2 separate regions of the Homo sapiens genome follow, and region 2 is linked to region 1. A link is a loop called in an ENCODE intact Hi-C map of the cell type or tissue named here. Cell type or tissue: K562. All regions are shown on one strand. Each heading gives the region's core, and the rest is flanking DNA. Links, peaks and the distances in the headings are about the cores only.

Evidence for each region. A loop is a pair of places that touch in the nucleus more often than their neighbours do. Peaks named below come from ENCODE experiments on the same cell type or tissue, not always from the same donor. Only the 100,000 strongest peaks of a DNase experiment are listed, where the experiment ranks them.
Region 2: a loop joins it to region 1, with 2.5 times the contacts of the local background. A loop is called at or near these places in 2 of 110 quality-filtered maps.

The regions. Positions count from the first base shown.
Region 1 is chr1:37,763,161-37,773,832 of GRCh38, reverse strand. EPHA10 (EPH receptor A10) reads left to right here and starts at 8,713. Exons shown (of 17, transcript NM_001099439.2): 1 at 8,713-8,872. The coding sequence starts at 8,767. LOC105378650 (a long non-coding RNA gene) reads left to right here and starts at 6,517. Exons shown (of 3, transcript XR_947192.2): 1 at 6,517-6,637; 2 at 7,152-7,342; 3 at 7,940-8,104. In K562, for the core only: a CTCF peak has its summit at 7,616 (motif pointing right); DNase peaks (open chromatin) are centred at 7,622, 8,612 and 9,332; H3K27me3 peaks cover 2,851 bases.
Region 2 is chr1:37,599,042-37,609,713 of GRCh38, reverse strand. No RefSeq gene overlaps it. Among named protein-coding and RNA genes, the nearest start is that of GNL2, 8.4 kb to the right of the region's middle. RefSeq lists an enhancer at 6,192-6,486. In K562, for the core only: CTCF peaks have their summits at 4,332 and 6,400 (motif pointing left); DNase peaks (open chromatin) are centred at 4,283 and 6,403; H3K27me3 peaks cover 5,681 bases.

The DNA of each region.
Region 1 (10,672 bases), core at 2,673-10,672:
AGGGGCATGCCGCTATGCCTGGATAATTTTTCTATTTTTAGTGGAGATGGGATTTCACCACGTTGCCCAGGCTGGTCTCAAACTGCTGGGCTCAAGTGATCCTCCTGTCTCAGCCTCCCAAAGTGCTGAGATTACAAGCATGAGCCACTGTGCCTGGCCTCAGCCCTTTTTTCAAAAAATTGAGACAGTCTTGTTCTGTTGCCCAGGCTGGAGTGCAGTGGTGTGATCCTAGCTCACTGTAGCCTCAACCTGCTGGGTCAAGTGATCCCCCACTACAACCTCCTGAGTAGCTGGGACTACAGGTGCACACCATCATGTCTGGCTAATTCTTGTATTTTTTTTTGTACAGATGGAGTCTCGCTGTGTTGCCTAGGCTGATATTGAACTCCTGGCCTCAAGTGATCCTTCTTCCTTGGCCTTCCAAAGTGCTGGGGTTACAGGCATGAGCAACCATGCCTAACCAAAGTTGTTCATGTGTGTGTGTGTGTGTACGTGTGTGTGTGTGTGTTTTGTTTGTTTGTTTGTTTTGAGACAGAGTCTCACTCTATCGCCCAAGCTGGAGTGCAGTGGTGCAATCTTGGCTCACTGCAACCTCCACTTCCCAGGTTCAAGCAATCCTCCTGCCTCAGCCTCCCCAGTAGCTGGGACTATGGGAGCGTGCCACCATGCCTGGTTAATTTTTGTATTTTTAGTAGAGATGGGGTTTCACCATGTTGGCCAGGCTGGTCTTGAACTCCTGACCTCAGGTGATCCGCCTGCCTCGGCCTCCCAAAGTGCTGGTATTACAGGCATGAGCCACCACACTCCACCATTGTCAGTCTTAATGTTGTTCCTTTGAAGGTAATGTGTCTCTCCCTCTCTAATTGCTTTTAATATTTTTTCTTTGTCTTTGGTTTTCAGCAGTTTTATTATGAAATGCTTAAATACAGTTTTCGGCCAACTGTGGTGGCTCATGCTTATAATCTCAGCACTTTGGGAGGCCGAGGTGGGCAGATCACTTGAGGTAGGGAGTTTGAGACAAGCCTGGCCAACATGGCAAAACCCTGTCTCTAATAAAAATACAAAAATTAGCTGGGCATGGTGGCACGTGCCTCAGCTACTCGGGAGGCTGAGGCAGGAGGATTGCTCGAACCCGGGAGGCAGAGGGTTGCAGTGAGCCGACATGACACCACTGCACTCCAGCGTGGGTGACAGAGTGAGACGCTGTCTCAAAAAAAAAAAGTGTAGTTTTCTTTGCATTTATCCTGCTTGGGATTGATAGTGCTTCTTGAGTATGTGTCTTGATATCTTTCATCAATTTTGGAAAATTTTCAACTACTCTCTTTTCAAATAGTACTTCTTTCCTGTTTCCTCTTTCTAGGACTCTAATTCCATGTATTTAGGCCTTTTTGCCATGTCCCATATGTCTCTTTCTCTCTTACCTATATATATATTTTTTATTATACTTTAAGTTTTAGGGTACATGTGCGCAACGTGCAGGTTAGTTACATATGTATACATGTGCCATGTTGGTGTGCTGCACCCATTAACTCATCATTTAACATTAGGTATATCTCCTAATGCTATCCCTCCCCCCTCCCCCCACCCCACAACAGGTCCCGGTGTGTGATGTTGCCTGCCCTTCCTGTGTCCATGTGTTCTCATTGTTCAATTCCCACCTATAAGTGAGAATATGCAGTGTTTGGTTTTTTGTCCTTGTGATAGTTTGCTGAGAATGATGGTTTCCAGCTTCATCCATGTCCCTACAAAGGACATGAACTCATCATTTTTTATGGCTGCATAGTATTCCATGGTGTATATGTGCCACATTTTCTTAATCCAGTCTATCATTGTTGGACATTTGGCTTGGTTCCAAGTCTTTGCTATTGTGAATAGTGCCACAATAAACATATATGTGCATGTGTCTTTATAGCAGCATGATTTATAATCCTTTGGGTATATACCCAGTAATGGGATTGCTGGGTCAAATGGTATTTCTAGTTCTAGATCCCTGAAGAATGGCCACACTGACTTCCACAAGGGTTGAACTAGTTTACAGTCCCACCAACAGTGTAAAAGTGTTCCTATTTCTCCACATCCTTTCCAGCACCTGTTGTTTCCTGACTTTTTAATGATTGCCATTCTAACTGGTGTGAGATGGTATCTTATTGTGGTTTTGATTTGCATTTCTCTGATGGCCAGTGATGATGAGCACTTTTTCATCTGTCTTTTGGCTGCATAAATGTCTTCTTTTGAGAAGTGTCTGTTCATATCCTTTGCCCACTTGTTGATGGGGTTGTTTGTTTTTTTCTTGTAGATTTGTTTGAGTTCATTGTAGATTCTGGATATTAGCCCTTTGTCAGATGAGCAGATTGCAAAAATTTTCTCCCATTCTGTAGGTTGCCTGTTCACTCTGATGGTAGTTTCTTTTGCTGTGCAGAAGCTCTTTAGTTTAATTAGATCCTATTTGTCAATTTTGGCTTTTGTTGCCATTGCTTTTTGTGTTTTAGACATGAAGTCCTTGCCCATGCCTATTTTCAATTCTTTTCTCTCTTCTGATACTAGATATTTTATGCTGAAACTATATTTCACATCATTAATCCTAGAATTAGCTGTGTCTAACCTGCTATCAGCTCCATCTACTATGTTAAATTCAATTATTATATTTTTCAGTTCTAGGATTTCAATTGCATTCTTTTTTAGAGTATCCAGGTTTGGTGATTTTGCACTCTACCAGAATTCCAATGCAAAATCTTACTGTTCTATACAGATCTACTCCTATCCAATTATATCAACCAATACAATCTCATTTTTGTTTAAGCCAGTTTTATTTGGTTTCCTGTTAAACACGACTGAAAAATCTTAACTGCCAATGTGGAGATATCCCCCTTCATGATGTTGTAATAATGGCTGCAGCAGCTCCAGGTGTCAAATGCAGACATGACATCCAGAGAAGAAGTGGAATGCTGCCTGTCATCCATCTCTGTTTATTAGGAGTGAAAATCTTTTCTATAATTTCTAATTCAGAAGGCCAGGGTTGTAATCACACACTACATGGAATGGGATGGGAATGATTACCAAACAGCAATCTTTACTTATCCCTGAACTTGGGGAGAGGATCATCTTTCACTAGCAAACAACTACAGTAGAAGAACATCCAAATAAAACTGGGACTCTGCCAGCAATATAAAATATGAAAGGGGAAAGCTATTGGGTAAATAATCAACAGTGTTTATGACACTAATAGATGTATTAATTTTCTGTAAAGTTGTGTGTGTGGGTAGAAAATATCAGGAATTGTACATATCAATCTTTAGCAGAATTTAAATTTGGGAGGGGGACTATCTGGAGTGGAAAGGATGGATATTTTTACTTATACAATTTTCATTAGTTTATATTACTTTGGTGATTTAAATTTAAAAGAACTTCAATCTAAAAATGGGCTGCTCAGAAGTAGAGCTAGAACAAAAATATAGAGTCAGAAGGCTGGATATGGTGGTCCACACCTGTAATCCCAATGCTTTGGGAGGTCGAGGCAGGAGGATCACTTTAGGCCAGACTTTGAGACCAGCCTGGGGAACATAGTGATACCCTGTCTCTACAAAAGAAAAAATAAAAAGAATTATGAGCATGGTGGTGTGTGCCTGTAGTCCTAGCTACCCAGGAGGTTGGAGGATTGCTTGAACCCAGGAGGTTGAGGCTGCAGTGAGCTATGATTGCACCACTGCACTCCAGCCTGGGCAACAGAGTGCTTGTCTCTAATACATACATAAATATATGTATGTGTATATATATATATATGTGTGTGTGTGTGTGTGTGTGTGTGTGTGTATGTGTGTGTGTATGTATATATGTATTAGGGAGAGAGAGAGAGAGAGAGAGAGAGAGTCAGAGAAGCACATATTTGTATATTCCATCCCAGTCCTGGCCCCTACACAGTTACTCAGGTGCCAGTAGCAGGTTTATTCCTTCTGGGGATTTGGAGGCACAAAGCTATCCGAGCCTGATGCCATCAAATATTTAAACCATTCACCTCCCTCCCGTCCCACTCTCAAAGCTGTCTTCACATCATAAATTGGCTTCCTGTGCATATTTTCCTACGGGGAAAGAATGTGCTGGACATGGCATTGTGAGCATTCTGGTCCCCTTGGCAGTTCTATTTCTCATCATAAATTAATACATTGCTTCTCTGGCTCAGATAGCAGGATAGGAGCTGGGTTAGTAGGATCTACTTTCCATTCCCCAATAGATAGGTTCTCTCTTAATGCTGTTAAAGTCAAGTTCATAAGCCTGGACCATGATGAATTTACCAAGGTAAAAGTCACCTCTGATGCCACTTGTCAGCTGGCCAGCCAGCCTGCCCTGATGACACTCCTGTCTCTTCAAGCACATTTCTTTCAGACTCCTGTGCTTCCTAGCCACATTCATCTCAATCAGCTGTCTCTTTCTTTATCCCTCATTCTGTCTTTTCCTCTATGACTCTCTCTCTCTAATTATATATATCTTTCTCTCTTCCTACTTCACCACTTAATCTTCCTTTATCTTTTTTTTTTTTATTTGACGGAATTTCTCTCTTTTTTGCTCTGGCTGGAGTGCAATGGCATAATTTCGGCTCACTGCAACCTCTGCCTCCCGAGTTCAAGCAATTCTCCTGCCTCAGCCTCCTGAGTAGCTGGGACTACAGGTGCACACCACTATGTCCAGCTATTTTGTACTTTTAGTAGAGATGGAGTTTCACCATGTTGGCCAGACTGGTCTCGAACTCCTGACCTCAGGTAATCCATTCGCCTCAGCCTCCCAAAGTGCTGTGGTTACAGGTGTAAGCCACCGTGCCCAGACTTCTTTTCCTTTTTTCTTCTGTTTTTTGTTTGTTTGTTTGTTGTTGTTGTTGTTTACCTTAATTAACCATGGAGTTGAAAAATAATATATACCAGAGCTATGTGCCAAGCACAGAGCTGGGTCACATGTAAAAATTATATTCTGACCTCACAATAACTCTGAAAACTGTTTTTGTTCCTATTTTACAAAGAAAGAAGTGGAGGCTCATAAAGGGTAAGTGGTTGTGTTTCATAATCTTAAAGGTTTTCTCTGCTGAATTTTCAAAATTAGTAAATTAAATGCTTTGTGCTTCCTTTATCTAAGAAAATACAGTTTAGGCCAGGCATGGTGGCTCATGCCTATAATCCCAGCACTTTGGGAGGCTGAGGTGGGTGGATCACTTGAGGTCAGGAGTTTGAGACCAGCCTGGCCAACATGGCGAAACCCCATCTCGACTAAAAATACAAAATTAGCCAGCTGTGGTGGTGTGCACTTGTAGTCCCAGCTACTTGGGAGGCTGAGGCAGGAGAATCGCTTGAACCTGGGAAGCAGAGGTTGCAGTGGACTGAAATCAGGCCACTGCACTCCAGCCTGGGCAACAGAGTGAGACACTGTCTCAAAAAAAAAAAAAAGATGACCCTTTGAACAATAAAGCTCTCACTGCTCTTTGCCTCTCCCCATCCTTCTTCCTGAGAGTGGGACTTGACCCTGATTCCTCTGACACAAACTTAAACTTCTTTATGGAGGAGATAACCTTCTCTGTCCAGTCAGGCTCAACATACTTTCTGTATCTGTGCAAAAGGAAGAGGTCAAATCTTCAGCACCTAGATTTGTAACTTTCAGTAACTTGGAGATGGAGGTTGTGGTAACATTAAATCTGCTCCCTGGAAGGTCACTTTTTATTATTTTGGGTGTTTAATTAAGTTGCTCGGCCTCATCAAGTGTCCTCCCCATGATCCTAGAAGATAGTGAGGTAGAAGTAGAGAGGAGTATCCCTTCCAGCCTGCTTCAGTAGAGTTCTGAGAGGAGCAAAAGAGAAAACAAGATGTTTCTGGGTGGGTTCCAGGCCCCTCCACCCTTCTGCAAGGGAGTGAAGGGTGCTTATCTCCTGAAGACATGAATTGATGGATTTTGGTTATAGGCCGGAGGAGCAGATGCAACCACTGTATTTTCTTAGGTAAAGGAAATATAAAGCATTTAATTTACTAATTTTGAAAATTAAGCAGAGAAAATCTTTAAGATTATGAAGCAAAACTACTTACTCTTTATGATCCTGCCAAGGATCAGAACATGGCAGCAGAGAAGTCCGAGGTCTAACTGAATGTCCAGACTCTGTTGGATTCAGCACCATAGACAGAAAGCAGCCCAAAGCTGCTGAGGGCTGAGGGTTGAATGCCATAGACAGATACCCCTTCTCTGTCCCCACCCCCAATTTCACTAGTCCCCATTGCTATTCCTGGGAGGAACCTAACCCCTTCCATTAGTTAACTGGCCCCCAGCACTTAAAGGTCGAGATAAACAATGGGTTGGTTTCCTTCTAAGGCCCTCCGGAATTTCTTTACTGAGCTTTCAGTTCTGCGGCTTCCTGGTAGAGTGGGGTCCGCCTTAGAGCAACTCTTATTAACATCCAGCTGATTTGCATATATCTGCATTCACTGGGGCTTCTCCATTCTGGTTTTATTGTAAATGAATTGCTCAGAGGAAGAAAGGGAAGGATTATTTCACTCCTTTTTTTTCCTCTTCTTTCCCCCTATTCCTAGGGTCTCTGTCTGGAAATTTCCCCCAGATGCGTGAAGGTGTGTGTGGTGGAAGAGGGTAGAAACCAGACTCCAACAGTCAGGTATTTGCCAGAGCATCCTATGTAGATTTCCCCAGATAATTTCCCCCATCTGTTTGGTTTCTGAAAGATCCTTGTCAGGTTCAGAGGAAGTCTGTATTTTGTTTTAGCACCGAGGGTCAGAACCTCTGGGCTGAAGTCCCTGGAGCTTCAGTAAGAAGCCATGATTGGTGCCTTAGAGCCTGCTAAGGGGATGGAACCCGGTTTTAAAGAGGAGTGAGGGGTGGTGGAGTGAGGACTCATTTTGAAATGAAAGGAGTCCTGGGTCTCTAAGCAGCTTCTAAAAATACCATCTCCCAGAGGTGGAGGCAGGGGGAGGGGAGAAATCGAGCGTGAGGAGAATGAAGATGGAAAGGAGGTGGCAGTGTGAGAACCCTTCCTCAGGTAGGTCTGGTTTTAGAAGTCCCGCCTGCATCCAAGGACTGGAGGGATGCCACACCTCCTTCTGCTTCCTCAGGGGGCTTGTCTCCTGTGGTGTCCAAGCCACAGCCTCTCCTGATGACCTTTCTTTCTGCAGGTAAAGAAGACCAATTCCTCCCACCTACTCCTCCTATTGCTACTGTCCAGCAAGTATGTCTGAGTGGGCACGTGTGCATTTACTCGCACATATACACAAGCACACACGCAGAAATGGCACATGAAAGCGGGTTGTAAATGGCCAGTGATCTACGATGCCAGGAATCCTCCTTACACTCGGCGTTCAAAGAGGTATGGACTCTGGCAGAGACAGCGTGGTTCACCAGGGCATCCGCAGCACAGAGCATGGCGCCCAGTGAGGGCTGGGTAGAGGGGTGAGGGATACATATATGCAAAAGCACAGACACTCAGACCGCAGGGGCCAAGTAGTCACAGGACTCACACTCACTCTCGAGGTTTCTCAGGCTATATTCGCTTCCAAATAGAGAGGGGGTGGGTCCCCCAAGAAAAGAGCTCGGAAAAGCCACGAGGTGGGTGGAGCTTTCTCCCCTCAAGTTCAGCCCAGATGGTGGCGCTCAGTAGCCGCCTCCCTCGTCCTGGAGGGCCCCAACCCTTCCCACCACCAAAGTGTTAAACCCTCAGCTTGCACATAAATGACCTTCACTAGACAGAGGTCTTGTTCCACGTTTTCTTGCGGCTTCTTCAGCGCCGGCTGAACTCTGCCAGGATTGCTCCGCCTCTCTCGCAGATGTCTCCGATTCCTGGCCTCTGTGCTGTTCACCAGTCCCCTGGGGTGGGCGGAGTGGGGTGATCAAAGAGGGGAACCCCCGACTCTGAGCAGACTGAGGGCATGGGTGGTTGTGAGGTGTGCTGCTTGTATCTTGACAGCAGGAGCAAGAACCTGAGGAACCGATCGTTCATGCAAAACCGCCACCGCCCCCATCCCAGCGTCCACATGGTTTCCCAGCCTCGGAAGCGCGTTGGTAGGGCAGGACCCCGTCCCTCACTTTGCTCTCCTTTCCCGAGCAGCTCCCGGGATCGTTCGGCCCCTCCTTCCTGCCGCTGTGTGTGTGTGTGTGTGTGTGTGTGTGTGTGTGTGTGTGTGTGTGTGATGAGGGCGGGAAGAGAAAGGGGGGGATGAGCTAGGAGACACCGGGAGCCTCAGACACAGGAACAGACCTAGGGCAGGGAGACAGGAGAGCTCCCCAGAGCTTGGGGTCAGGACATAAAGCTTCAAAACCCCGCAAGTCCTGGGAACAAGGGAGCTTTCAGACTAGCTCAGAGGCTGCAAGTGTTGCTGCCTCCCCGAGGGTCGCCCCTCCTTAAGCCAAGCCCACCTTGCCTGCCTACTTCTCAGGAATGAGGAGCTAAGGTTTAGCGCTCTGGGCCACCGATGCCAGCTCATTCCCCTCTCGCAGAAGCCCTGCCAGCTCCCACAGCTGCCCCACCCCCCACGGTTTGGAGATCTGCAGGACCCCTTCCTTTCCCCACCAGTTGGGTGTTCCGCCCCTGGCCTATGAAACTCCACCTTCCCACCCTCTGCTGGCGGGGATTGGTTGGCATCCCGCGGCGGTGCCTAGTGATTGGTTCCCATGGATGATGGTGAGCGGTGAGACTCCGCCCCCCGCTGGCTCTGGGGTCTGGGGGCATTGCTCAGCGGTGCTAGGCTGGCGCGGCTTGAGCCGCCGCCGGACTGACAGCTCGGTCTGCGGACCATGGAGACCTGCGCCGGTCCACACCCGCTGCGCCTCTTCCTCTGCCGGATGCAGCTCTGTCTCGCGCTGCTTTTGGGACCCTGGCGGCCTGGGACCGCCGAGGAAGGTGAGAAGACTGGTGAGCTCTGCTCGGAGCGTGGCATACCAAAAGATAGGGGGCTGGCGATGGGGGTTCTGGGGGAAGGAGTCATTGGAGAGACTAGAGTCTGTATTGGGGCTTGAAGCAAGCAGGCAGCAAAGAACTGGAGAGACAGAGAAAAATGTGATCAAGCAGTAGCGAAGAGAGGGGCGCTGAGGAGCTTGGGGGCTGGAGACCCGGGAGGTTGGGAAAGAAAGAGGCCAGGAACCGCGGGAGCCAGAGGCGGCGGTCCAGCGGCCGGTGAGACGGACAAGCTGAGTGATTGGAGGTGGGAGGTGCGGGGGCGGGGAGATGAAGAGTGGAGACAGGGAGATGCGGAGGTGAGCTCGGAATATGGGGAGACGGGATGGAGCCCGGACTACAGGGGCTAGGAGACCACAGTGTGGCCAACAGAAGGTGGAATGCTGGTCGAGGGGGCTGGATCCGGGCGCTGCCCGACGTGCTGATCATGGAACTGTCCGCAGTGCTGAATTCTGAGCGTAGTCTGCCGGGCGCGCTCCGCGTTGCCGGGTTTGAGGCTGTCGGCGATACTGGAGCCCGCGTCTTGCCTCTGATTGTGCATTTAGGGGAGCTATACGCTCAGTTGAATCCAGAGGCGTCATATCTAGGTGCAGAATCCGGAGGAGCTGGAATCTGAGGCGTTGACCGCGGGGTTGGTCTGGGCCCTGGATGGCTGATGCCTTCCAGTTCGCGATTCCGATGTGCTGTCAGTTGCGCGGATCTCGGAAAGCCGTCGGCGGTCCTGCCCACAGTCGCTGACGCCTCTGGAGAGGCCCTCACCTTGGTGGCCCACCCCCTGGTTTAAGCTCCAGAGGGTAATCTCCCAAGACTCCGGGGTGTCCTGACCTCCTGTCTCTGGTCTGCGGACTCTGCTGTCCAAACCATTTTCTGTGATCCATGCTGAGAGGTTGCAGGCTGCTGATCCGATGCCTCCTGGGGGAATAAAGGGACTTCAAGCTTCTCTGGTAGGAAGGGTCATAGATGTATACATAAAAGAACCCCAGACATTCTTTCAAAAGCAGTGGAAGTGACAGCCCCTGGGAAAAGGGCTGGCTGAGGAGAAGAGAGATTTTATTTCTCCAGTTGTTAGCAGTATCTCTCCACATTGTTTTCTCAGAGGCCCGGGAGTCAGTCTAAAAATGTTCAAGTCTTCATGCCTGGGGACCACCGACCTCAGAAAAGCCCCTGAGTAGGAGTGGATTGGGGGGTATATACAGGAATCCCCTGATACATTCACTACTCACTTTCTCTCTCTCTCTCTCTCTAATTGACTCTTAGCTATAATTTTGGGAACCTAAGAAGGCTGGGGAGAGTCACTGACTCCCACCCCCAATCTGAGAGCCAACCTTAGAGTATTTGCCATGGACCCTGTAGAAGGCTGAATGATGACCCCCACCCCCAATATGTCAATGTCCTAATCCCTAGAACCGTGAATGTTAGCTTAATTGACAAAAAGGACTTTGCATATGTGATTAGTGATCTTTTGAGATGGAGAGGTTGTTTTAGATTATCTGGATGGGCCCAATAATCACAATGGTCCTTGTATGAGGGGTGCAGGAGGAGCCAGAGTCAGAGGAGGAGGCAGTGTGATGACTGAGGCAGAGATTAAAGTGATGTGATTTGAAGATGGAGGAGGGGACCACAAGCTAGGGACTACAGGCGGCCACCAGACGCTGAAGATGGTAAGGACATGAGTTCTCCCCTCAGAGCCTCCAAAAGAAAACAGTCCTGCTGACACCTTGACTCTAGACCAGTGAAAGTGGCTTT
Region 2 (10,672 bases), core at 1,744-9,743, 160 kb after region 1:
TGCTGTGTTCTGAGGTGGGAAACCTGCGAGGAAGACCAGTTTGGGAGAAGAAGGAAGAACATAAATCTGCTTTCGACCACGTTGAGTTTGTAGTACCTCTGAGACATCCTGGTAAAGATGGTGAGCAGACATTGCTTAGACATAAACACAAGTTTAGTTGTACAGGCGGAGTTTGGGATGGAATGTAAACTGGTGTACAGAAGGCAATTGAGGCTGTGGGTTTGGAAGAGCTCAACTGAAAAGACAGCACTGGTTGAAGAGAGGAGTCTGGGCCCAGCTCTAATATAAAGTCCCTCTAAATATAAAGATCAGATCACAAACGGTGAGTTAAAGAAGGAGCAGGCAAGAGGAAACCCAGGGGAATATCAGGTCCCAGAAGCTAGCAAGAAGGAGGGAGAGATCAAGCAAAAGAGGACTGGAAAGTGACCATTGGACTCAGCAACGTGTGCCAACAGAAGCTTAGCAGCAGTGTTTGGGGAGGGTGATGGAAACAGACAATTCCTTAGCTGTGAAAAAGAGGAAGAGAAATAGGACAGGAGCTAGAAAGAAATATGAGTCAAGAGAGACCTTTTTTCTTTAGATGGGAAAGACTTGATGGTATTTAAAACCTTCTGGGAGGGGTGCACTTAAGAGAAAGCAGTTGAGTACACAGGCAAGAGAAGGGGAAATCAGTAGTGGAAGGTTCCATGGGGAGGGATGGCTCTGCAAGAGCAAGGAGAGAGTGATGCAGGTGCGGGAAGCCTGGGAGGTGAGGAAGGTGGGGGATTTCATGTCTGTGCACCTGCAGGTCTTGTCCCGTCTACACCTGTGATCTTCACTGCCAGTCACAGACCGCCCACAGCCAGCTCCAGCCCCTCTTCACTCACTCTTTACCTTGTCTCCTCTCCTTGACCCTGGCTGTGTTTTTGCAAGTCTCTCTGTGCCATCCATCTTCCATCTCTGTGTTCCCTCTGCCTTTGCCCCTCTCTGCGTCTCTAACTCTGTCTTCTCGGTCCCTCTTTTTGTCACCCTGACCTTCTCTGTTCCCACTTCAGCCTCTGACTCTATTTTTGTGCACCATTGATTCTCTTTGTCCTTCTGTTTCTCACTTTGGGGCATCAATCCTCAGTCCCAGTATGTCTTGGCTGTCTTTGTCTCTGATTTGTCCCTGACCCTTAGGCTCTTGCTCCTCAAAGTGTGGCCATGGACCAGCGATCTTGGCCTCATCTGGAAGCTGCTAAAAATACAGAATCTCTGGCCTTACCCAGACCTAAAGAATCTGATTCTGCCTTGTAAGAAGATCCCTTAGTAAATTTGTGCAGATATTTAACAATTTGAGAAGCACTGTCATAAGCTTTCCTCTACACCAACATCAAAGCAGAAATCCAGAATCTTAGCAACATCAAAGAATGAGCTGGATCCTCCTGTATCTCCTGCCATCAACTCTGTGATGCTCTGAGCCATCCCGCTTCTCTGCATCGCATCTTTGAGCCACCTAAAGCTGCTCTTGAGGCCCTAGGCAGCTAAGATAAGGAACACAGTATGGGTTTCAGGAAGTCCTGAATCCACTGATGTACACCCCACACTTGAGCTTCTACATCTGCAGAATTACTGGCAAGATCATCTGATACTGATACACTGGGTGCTTTCAGATGCGATCCCAGTACATTCCTAAAAAACAATTAGCCCCACCTGGACCTACTCCTGTCTCACTCTGTCCTGTCTTTAGCTGGAGAGGGGTGTGTGTTTCAAAACCTGCTCACAACCCTAGAAGCAGCCCACCTGAGGCAGAGACCATAAGGGCTGAGAGCAGCCCAGAGTTGGTCCAGACATCACACCTTGTGCTTTTTAGGATGACTGAGTGCTGGAGAGAGGGAATCTATGTCAAGATATGGAGCTGCCTAACCCTATTCCCAGGTTTAGGCAACAACAGCACATGATTGTATGTAGTTGTTACGTGCCCACATTGTTATTTGGAAAATGTTAGCTTTTTCCTCTACGGGGCCACAGATTTGCCCAGACTAACACATTTCTGGCCACCGTACACAGTTCCAGCTCTGGTATGTTTCAGATCAAATCTCCAGAGTGTAGATTTGTTTTCCATTTCAATATTTTGGGTGATGGGGTTGTGTTTTCCGGATTTGTTTACTTAAGTGGGGATTTTTTTCTTTCTGGTTTGTTTGGTTTGGTGTAGGAGGACTGAGAGGGAATTTAGGAAAAGGGTCAGCTTCTTGGGCTCTATTACAAGTCCCTGATGCAGGGCCAGCAACCCAGGTGCTGGCTTTTCGCGTCTCACTTCTCCAGCTGTGGTCCAGACCAGATTTAAATGGGCAACAGGTGGAAACCCAAGTGAACAGTGATAAGGTGGGAGGAAAACAATCAGAGGGAACAGGTTTCATTTTTAAGGACTAAATGGATTCATTGCAAAAGGTCTGGAATACTGTCTAGTACTGCCAGTAAAAGTGAGCCAGAACAAAAGCCTAGTTATAGGGGAGTAGAGAAGATCTGAAGATTAGGTCCTCAGGGGTTGCTGAGACGTGAGCATACCAGGGTTGGGTGCACCTGCTTTGGTGTGGCGCACCTTCTGGCTCTCCCAAGAGAAAGCCAACACACGGGGAACAATAAACAGGTTTTGGCTGGAGGCTTGGTTGAAGCTCCTTTAGCATCAAGAATGTGAGGCCGGGCGTGGCGGCTCATGCCTCTAATCCCAGCACTTTGGGAGGCTGAGGCAGGAGGACAGCTTGAGGCCAGGAGTTCAAGACCAGTCTGGGCAACATACTGAGACCCTGTCTCTACAAAAAGACAGAGAGAGAGTGACCTGCACTAAATAGACCCTTGGGTGAGCTGGCATGGATGGGGACAGTGGGAGAGTTCGTAAATCTGGGCCCCTTCCTTTCTCCGTCACCGCTAGCCTACCAGGTTCTTGGTGACGAGAGACCCAGGCCAGTGGCTAGAGAAGGTGTCTTGGGTTCTGCCCTAGAGCCTTCCAGAACTTAAGTAGGAAATTGCGAAACAGGGCTACATTTTGAAAGAGAAAGTATGTGAAAAATGGTTCCTCCCTCGCTTGTTCGCTCTCCCGGAGCTTGGTGCAGGGAGGTGGGTGAGATGGATTCCTGGCTGGACTCAGTCTGGTGTGGGAAAGAGGCAGAACTGAGTCCTTAGGGGCCTCTCAGGCCAGGTCTCTGCAGCTGTCAGCCTTCGGTTATTGATCCTTGTTATTGGGATGCACTTTTTCCATCTGTTGAGCATCAGCCTGGTCCATGTAGAAGGCCAGCTCCTTCCTCTGGCTGAGTTTTGTCTCCTAAAAGTCCAGCTTCTGAGGGCTCCCTCTGCAACCCAATATGTACCATGGACTGCTGATTAAATACTTGGAATGTCTTCAGGGTGAGCCAGGCCTGTCCATAAAATGGGAGGCATTTTGGCAGTTCCAAGGCCCCTGGCACCCAGTCTTGGCCCTCGCCTGGCTGTCTTCTTCAAGGAGCTGCGGTGGGCCTCCCGCCAGAATGCTTCCCTGGGAAACATCGAAGTGAGTTAAAGTCAACAATGAGTTCATCTCCAAAAGGAATAAACTGGCAGCCTTCAGGGCAGGGGAACAGAAGCGGGGAGTAGGGGAGGGACAGGGACTTGGGGGCAGAAGAGGGGGATAGGTGATGCTGCAACAGCCAGGTCAGATCCAAGCCTGTCAAATGAGCTGGCAGCGCAAGGAACAAAGGAACTGGCTTTCCTGGGCCAGTCCTGGAAGGCTCGCTTGGCAAATGTGTGACGATGAGGGTGTCACAATCCCAGGGACCATGGAAAGTATTCTCCTAAGGATTTGGAACTGGAGCAGGACACTGAGATGGGAAGAGGCTGTGGCGGTTGGGTGGGTGAGGCAGTGAGCTGTGGCCCTGCTGACCCAAGCCTGCCCCATGGGGATGTCAGGATGGCCATTCAGGCAGTTGAACTCCACTGTCTCATCTTGGAGGACTTGAAGAGGGAGGACTCGGTGCTGAGGCCAAGTGACTAGCAGGCTCATGATGACAGAACTCAACATTTTAATCTGATCATCGTTCCCATCAGATTTATCTCTGAGGGCTTTACATATGGATAATGGTTCCCGATTTGAGCCAGTGTCTCGTTGCTACACTCCTTGCTGCCTGGGGCATGAGGAAACCACACCCTAAAGGGTATTGGACTGCCCTTGGCGCACCTTGGGCCTCAGGAGCCAATGGCGCGGCAAGCCCAATGTGAGCACTGCCCTGGGTTGGGCCTGAAGCTGGAGCCACCTCTTTGTGGGCCCCAGAGTAGAAACTCAGCCTGCCCAGCTACCTCCAGGGCTGGGCTCAGCGTGGAGGAGTGCAGCAGCGCCTCCCTACTTTGGACAGAAAAGTCTGATAAAAAGCTGCCTGTTCCAGGTTGAGATACACATAACCCGTCTGGCTCAGACTTCGGATATGCCCCAGGGGCTTGCAGACTCTGGCAACAATTGCCTTGAATATATACTTGGCCTTTCTCCCAAGGGCAGGACCATTGCTGATAGACTGTGCTTGATTTCTCTCATGCCCGCACATTCATTCTCACAAGGTATTTTACTGTACGAGGTATTTGCCTACCACACATAGTTACAATTCTTTTCCCACCACCAAACCAACAAAACGTCCACAGACATTGCACCTCAATTTTTCACAAACACATTTTCATCGCATTCCCATGGTTTACCCTTCTGTTTCCCTCTTTTTTTCTCCCACTTTTTTCAAACCTGTTTCACCCTTCTGATCCTCCTGATCTCTCTCCATGCTGGCTGACTGGCTTCTCTGCTCTCCCAGACGGCCTGTAGCACCCCATCGGTCACTCTCCTTTCTCTTCCTTTTTTTTGCTTTCCTTTGGCTGTGTAGCCACAGGTTCTTCACAGCCATGGCTTGCCCAGTCCATATTTTTCCTGTATATTTGACCAATTGCATTTGTCTTTTGGTATCACAAGCTAGATGTTTGTTGATTGAATGAATGAAGTGGTCCCTCTTGGATGGGTATGTTCTTATATTAGCCCTGGAGATGATAATTATTGATGGTGCTTACTCATTTTTCCTTCTAGGAGGCAAAATGAGGCCAGCATCAAAGTTCAGTGGAGCACCAGGCCAAAAGCAATGCAATCTCGATCTTTCTGTCATTTGGCCACAACTGTTGATGACGACCCAGATTTCCAGGCCCATCTCCTGCCACCCCCATCCCCTGCCCCATCTACTCTTCTACTCAGAATTACTCACTGTGCCCAATACAAATACACATTCAAGTTCCCATGCCTTCGTCTATGCTGTTCCCTCCACCTAAAATGTGTTTCTCCCTGCTTTCATCTGTAGACCTTCTACTCATATTTCATACCTAGATGGAATTACCCTTCCTCTGTGAAGGAGGCCCCTCCCCAGTAGCTGCTCCTCCTGTATGTTTCTATGGACTATTTCACCTTTATGACATCCATGTCTGTGTCCCATAGCCTAAGGTTAGCTCCTGAGAGCAGAGACTGTGGGATGTATTATTGCATTCCTGTTCTTTCCCAAGTCTCTTGAGGCTGTGGGTACAGTTGGAAATACTCTCATAGTGCTTACACTATGCGCATACACATAATGCTTACAGTACTACACATCGACACAGTGCTTACACTATTCTAAGCCTTTTACTTGCATTGCTTCATTTAACCCTCAACACAGCCCTGTGAGGTGGATACCATTATTAGGCCGATTTTACAGATGAGGAAACTGAGACACAAAGAGGTAAAAGGATGTGACCAAGGACACACAGCTAATAAATAAATGAGGTCAGAATTGGACCGCAGGTAGTCTGGCTCAGCTACCACTTAGCTATTTGAAAACCTGCATTTTCCATGTGCTTTTCCATACCTTAGTACCATGATATGCAGCCTGGTGAGTGTCTCATTTATTGGCAGGAGGGGATTCTGAGGGTTGGATCATATGTGCTTACAAATAACGCTATAGGGCCTGCAAGGACATCCATCCACCCCTGCCTTGCCTCTTGAGCCCCTCATCAGCATGCATTGCTCACAAAGCTACTCAAGACCACCTGCCAGTGTGTGCCCCCATGCCCCACTGCAGGGGCTGCCTCCAACACAGTTGAAGCTGCCCACCCTGGGTGTAGCCCCTAGAGACCACGGTGCACCAGAACCATGCCGGGCAAGTGGACCATCTCCTCTACTTTCTGTTGTGCTTTGCTTCAAGGTCACCAAAGTTGCTTTCACAAAGACTGCGGACAAAGGAGCCCTTTGGATTTCTGCCTGAAGCTCCCTTCTCCTTTGGCCTCAGGAAAAAAAAAAAAAAAGTCCTGGAGCTCAGTTAGGGGACTGACAGGTCAGTGCTGCTCCCCTGAGACTTGCTTTTGCCCTCTAGCACCGGCTCTCTCTCCGTGAATTTTAAACCTCTGCAGAGAGCCCCCTGCTGGTCTATGAAAGCATCAGCTACATCAGGTGAGGAGTGGACCCTCGTTTGAATCCCCAGGGCAGAAAAAATGAAATATACCTCTATAGTGGGATGGGCAATGTTCACTCTCAGAGAGCAATGGCAAATAAATAGTCATTGAATGGTCAATTCCCTGTCTCTTCAATGATCAGAACACATACCAGTGCCCTAGCACAGGGGGTTGTAGGCAAGTGTTTTCTGTAAAGGGCCAGGTAGTAAATATTTTAGGCTTCACAGGCCATATGTGGTCTGTCGTGGCTACTCATCTCTGCCTTTGTAGTGCAAAATCAGCCATAGACCATATGTAAACAAATAGTGTGGCTGTGAACCAATAAAACTTTATTTATGAACCCAGAAGTTTGAATTTCATATAATTTTCACATGTTACAAAATACTATTCTTATTTTGAATTTGGTCGGTCATTTAATAACATAAAGACCATTCTTAGCTTTTGGGCCACATAAAAACAGCAACTGGTGGGATTTGGCCTGTGGGCTGTAATTTGCCTACCCCTGCACTCAGAGATAAGCTACTTGGTTTGGTTCATGCCTTTTCTTGACGTAGGAGAGTGGGGAGGACACAGCAAAACCTGAGTCCCCAGGTCCTGGGCACAGTGACTGGGCATCTTGGGGATTTCCCTAGCTCTAGCTAGAAGCAAAACTGACAACTTTAAAGTCTCTCAGATAGACTTTTAAAGCATCTAGAAGGGGCTAGGTGCAGTGGTTCATGCCTGTAATCCCAGCACTTTGGGAAGCTGAGGTAGGTGGATCATTTGAGGTCAGGAGTTTGAGACCAGCTTGGCCAACATGGTGAAACCCTGTCACTACGGAAAATACAAAAATCAGCTGGGCATGGTGACAGGCACCTGTAATCCCAGCTACTCAGGAGGCTGAGGCAGGAGAATTGCTTGAACCTGGGAGGCAGAGGTTGCAGTGAGCCAAGATCGCATTACTGTGCTCCAGCCTGGATGACAGAGTGAGACTCCGTCTCAAAACAAACAAACAAACAAATGACAACAACAAAAAACCATCTGGCAGGGCGTGGTGGCTCATGCCTGTAATCCCAGCACTTTGGGAGGCCGAGGTGGGCAGATCACGAGGTCAGGAGATCGAGACCATCCTGGCTAACATGGTGAAACCCCGTCTCTACTAAAAATACAAAAAATTAGCCAGGCGTAGTGGCGGGCGCCTGTAGTCCCAGCTACTCGGGAGGCTGAGGCAGGAGAATGGCGTGAACCCGGGAGGCCGAGGTTGCAGTGAGCCGAGATTGTGCCACTGCACTGCAGCCTGGGTGACAGAGCCAGACTCTGTCTCAAAACAAAACAAAACAAAACAAAACAAAAACATCTAGAAGATTCCTCCAAACTGGGTTAAAAAGTGAGTAGGAAGGATTGCTTTTCCCAAAGATGAGGGAGTGATAGACTTATCTTTTTCTAACTGGGGCTCTAAAAAAGGAAACATAGCTAAAGGTTTTGACTAGTTCTTCCTCTGCTGCTTGAGAAGATATTCACCCTGACTTTCTTCCATACCTTTGCCTGAATCTCTATTTTAGAAATAAGATTTTGTTCCTAGTCTAGACAGAAGAGCAAGAGGGATGGAGGAGGTCAAGGAAAATCTCAGTGTCTTGCTGGGCAGAGGATGCCCTTAGGGCAAGACTGAACTTCTGACAGACAGAGCTCCACTGATCTGTTGGTTTTAGATGGGAAGTTAACTTTTCAGATTCTTTAACATGACATTATTCTACTGGAAACAAACCAAGGGACCTGGATAAAGTTTTTAAAAAGTGTTTTCTTAAAGAAAAAGGAGGGAGGTAGGCAGGAGAGAAGGGAGTAAAGAATTACACAAAGATTTGGTCTAACGGCTTCAAAATCAAAAGGATCCCTGGACAGATAGATATTGAGTGTAATAGGAAACACACTGATCCTGGGGAGATGACTTAATATAGGCCCTCCAGCCTCCTCAGAGCTTAAACAATTACCTACAATTTGGAATTATACTTTAAATTCCCACATCAATGTGTGTTCTGGATCCACTTCTCAGGACACGGCCAGCAGTCTTGAGTTATCTAAACCATGCTGAAAATTAGAGGCCATTAATAGCATCTCATAAAAGTGCTTCTCAGATTTTCTTGAGCAGAATATGCCGAAGACCACAAGGGATTTGGTGATAGGAAGGAGCGAAATGCTTCTAGTTATTTTTCCAAAGCTTAATCTGGGGATCTTTTTGAAGAGCTCCTACCCAGCAGTGAGATGCATGCCAAGACTAATACGACTGTTTTTCCCACTTAGAAGTGGTGACCATGAAGAAAAGTTTCTTGGGGTTCCCAGAGGTGAGTCTCCTAGCCATTTTTACAGGTAGCAAGCCCACTAGTTTGCTATATCCTTGTCCAAGAATTTCCCAGACACCCTAGACTGAAAACTGAGGGTAACTTGGCCTATGAAGCTCTAAGTTAATACACTTTTCTTTTCTTTTCCTTTTTTTTTTTTTTTTTTTTTTTTTGTGGCAGGGTCTCACTGTGTCGCCCAGGCTGGAGTGCACTGGTGTAAATCTTGACTCACTGCAACCTCTGCCTCTCAAGCTCAAGCAATTCTTGTGCCTCAGCCTCCCTAGTAGCTGGGTTTACAGGCGTGTGCCACCACGCCCGGTTAATTTTTGTATTTTTAGTAGAGATGGGGTTTCACCATGTTGGCCAGGCCGATCTTGAACTCCTGACCTCAGATGATCTGCCTGCCTTGGCCTCCCAAAGTGCTGAGATTACAGGCATGAGCCACCACGCCCGGCCGAACTTTACTTTTCTGATACTTGAATTTGCTTGTAAAACTGTTGAGGTTGTATAACCAAGGACTCACTTTTTTGTTTTCTATCAGTGAAACAAAACAACAAAATCCTGAAGATGTATATTCTGAGCCTTTCTCTGTTCTTCCAGAGTCCCAGAACCTAGCATTTGGGGACTAGGACTGTTTCACATTGGGCAGCGGCCATTCCAGGGGCCCAACTCTTGGCCTCAGCAGGCACGGGTCAATGCTTCATGGGCTTGCCAGAGGAGAGACACAAGAGGCCCCAAAAGAGCAGCTTCTGCTAGCAGTTCAACTGGGAAGTACAACTCAACAAGCCGGCACTAATTAAGAGCTAATGGCCTTACAAATGAGCATTGCCAAAGGATAACGACCCTCCGGCTGCAGCATAAATATCAAGGCATTTGGGGCAGAGCCAAGATATATATTTTCAGAGTGCATTAGACACTGCAGCAGCCTTCCTCACCCTGGCTCTGCTAAGAAGAACAAGATGATTTAAGATAGGTAGGAAAGAAGCTTGATCTTCCAGGGCTGCCTTCTGGTCAGCAGGTCAGAAAGCCTCCGAGTGACTCTTGGAAAAGACTTCACTTTTGTATATACAAGAATCACTTGAGGAGCTTGCTAAAATGTAGATTCTCTTGGCCCCACCCCCAAGATGGTCTGATTTTGGAAGCTCTGGGATAAAACCCAGAAATCTGCATTTTTGTTTTATTTTATTTTATTTTTGAGACAGGATCTCACTCTGTCACCCAGGCTGGAGTGCAGTGGCACGATCTCACTGCAGGCTCCACTTCCCAGGCTCAAGAGATTCTCCAGCTTCAGCCTCCCAAGTACCTGGGACTACAGGTTTGAGCCACCACGCCTGGCTAATTTTTGTATGTTTTGTAGAAACAAAGTTTTACCATGTCACCCAGGCTGATCTCGAACTCCTGCGCTCAAGCGATCCACCTGCCTCTGCTTCCCAAAGTGCTGGGATTCCAGGCATGAGCCACCATGCCCAGCATTTTAAAACAGATCCCCCAAGTGATTCTGATGCTTGTGGTTCTCAGACCACACTTTAAAAAATGTTGCTTTAGAAGCTGCTGCTATTTGCCCATTAGACCCCAGTGATAAACTTTTTACAGAATGAAGATAAAAGTGAGGTCAGGGCCCGGCACACTGGCTCATGCCTATAATCCCAGCACTTTGGGAGACTGAGGCAAGTGGATCACCTGAGGTCATGAGTTCAAGACCAGCCTGGCCAACATGGCGAAACCCCATCTCTACTGAAAATACAACAATTAGCTGGGTGTCCTGGTGGGTGCCTGCAATCCCAGCTACTCGGGAGGCTGAGGCAGGAGAATTGCTTGAACTGATGAGGCAGAGGTTGCAGTGAGCTGAGATCGTGCCATTGCACTCCAGCCTGGGTGACAGAGCAAGACTCTATCTGAAAAAAAAAAAAAAAAAAAAAAAA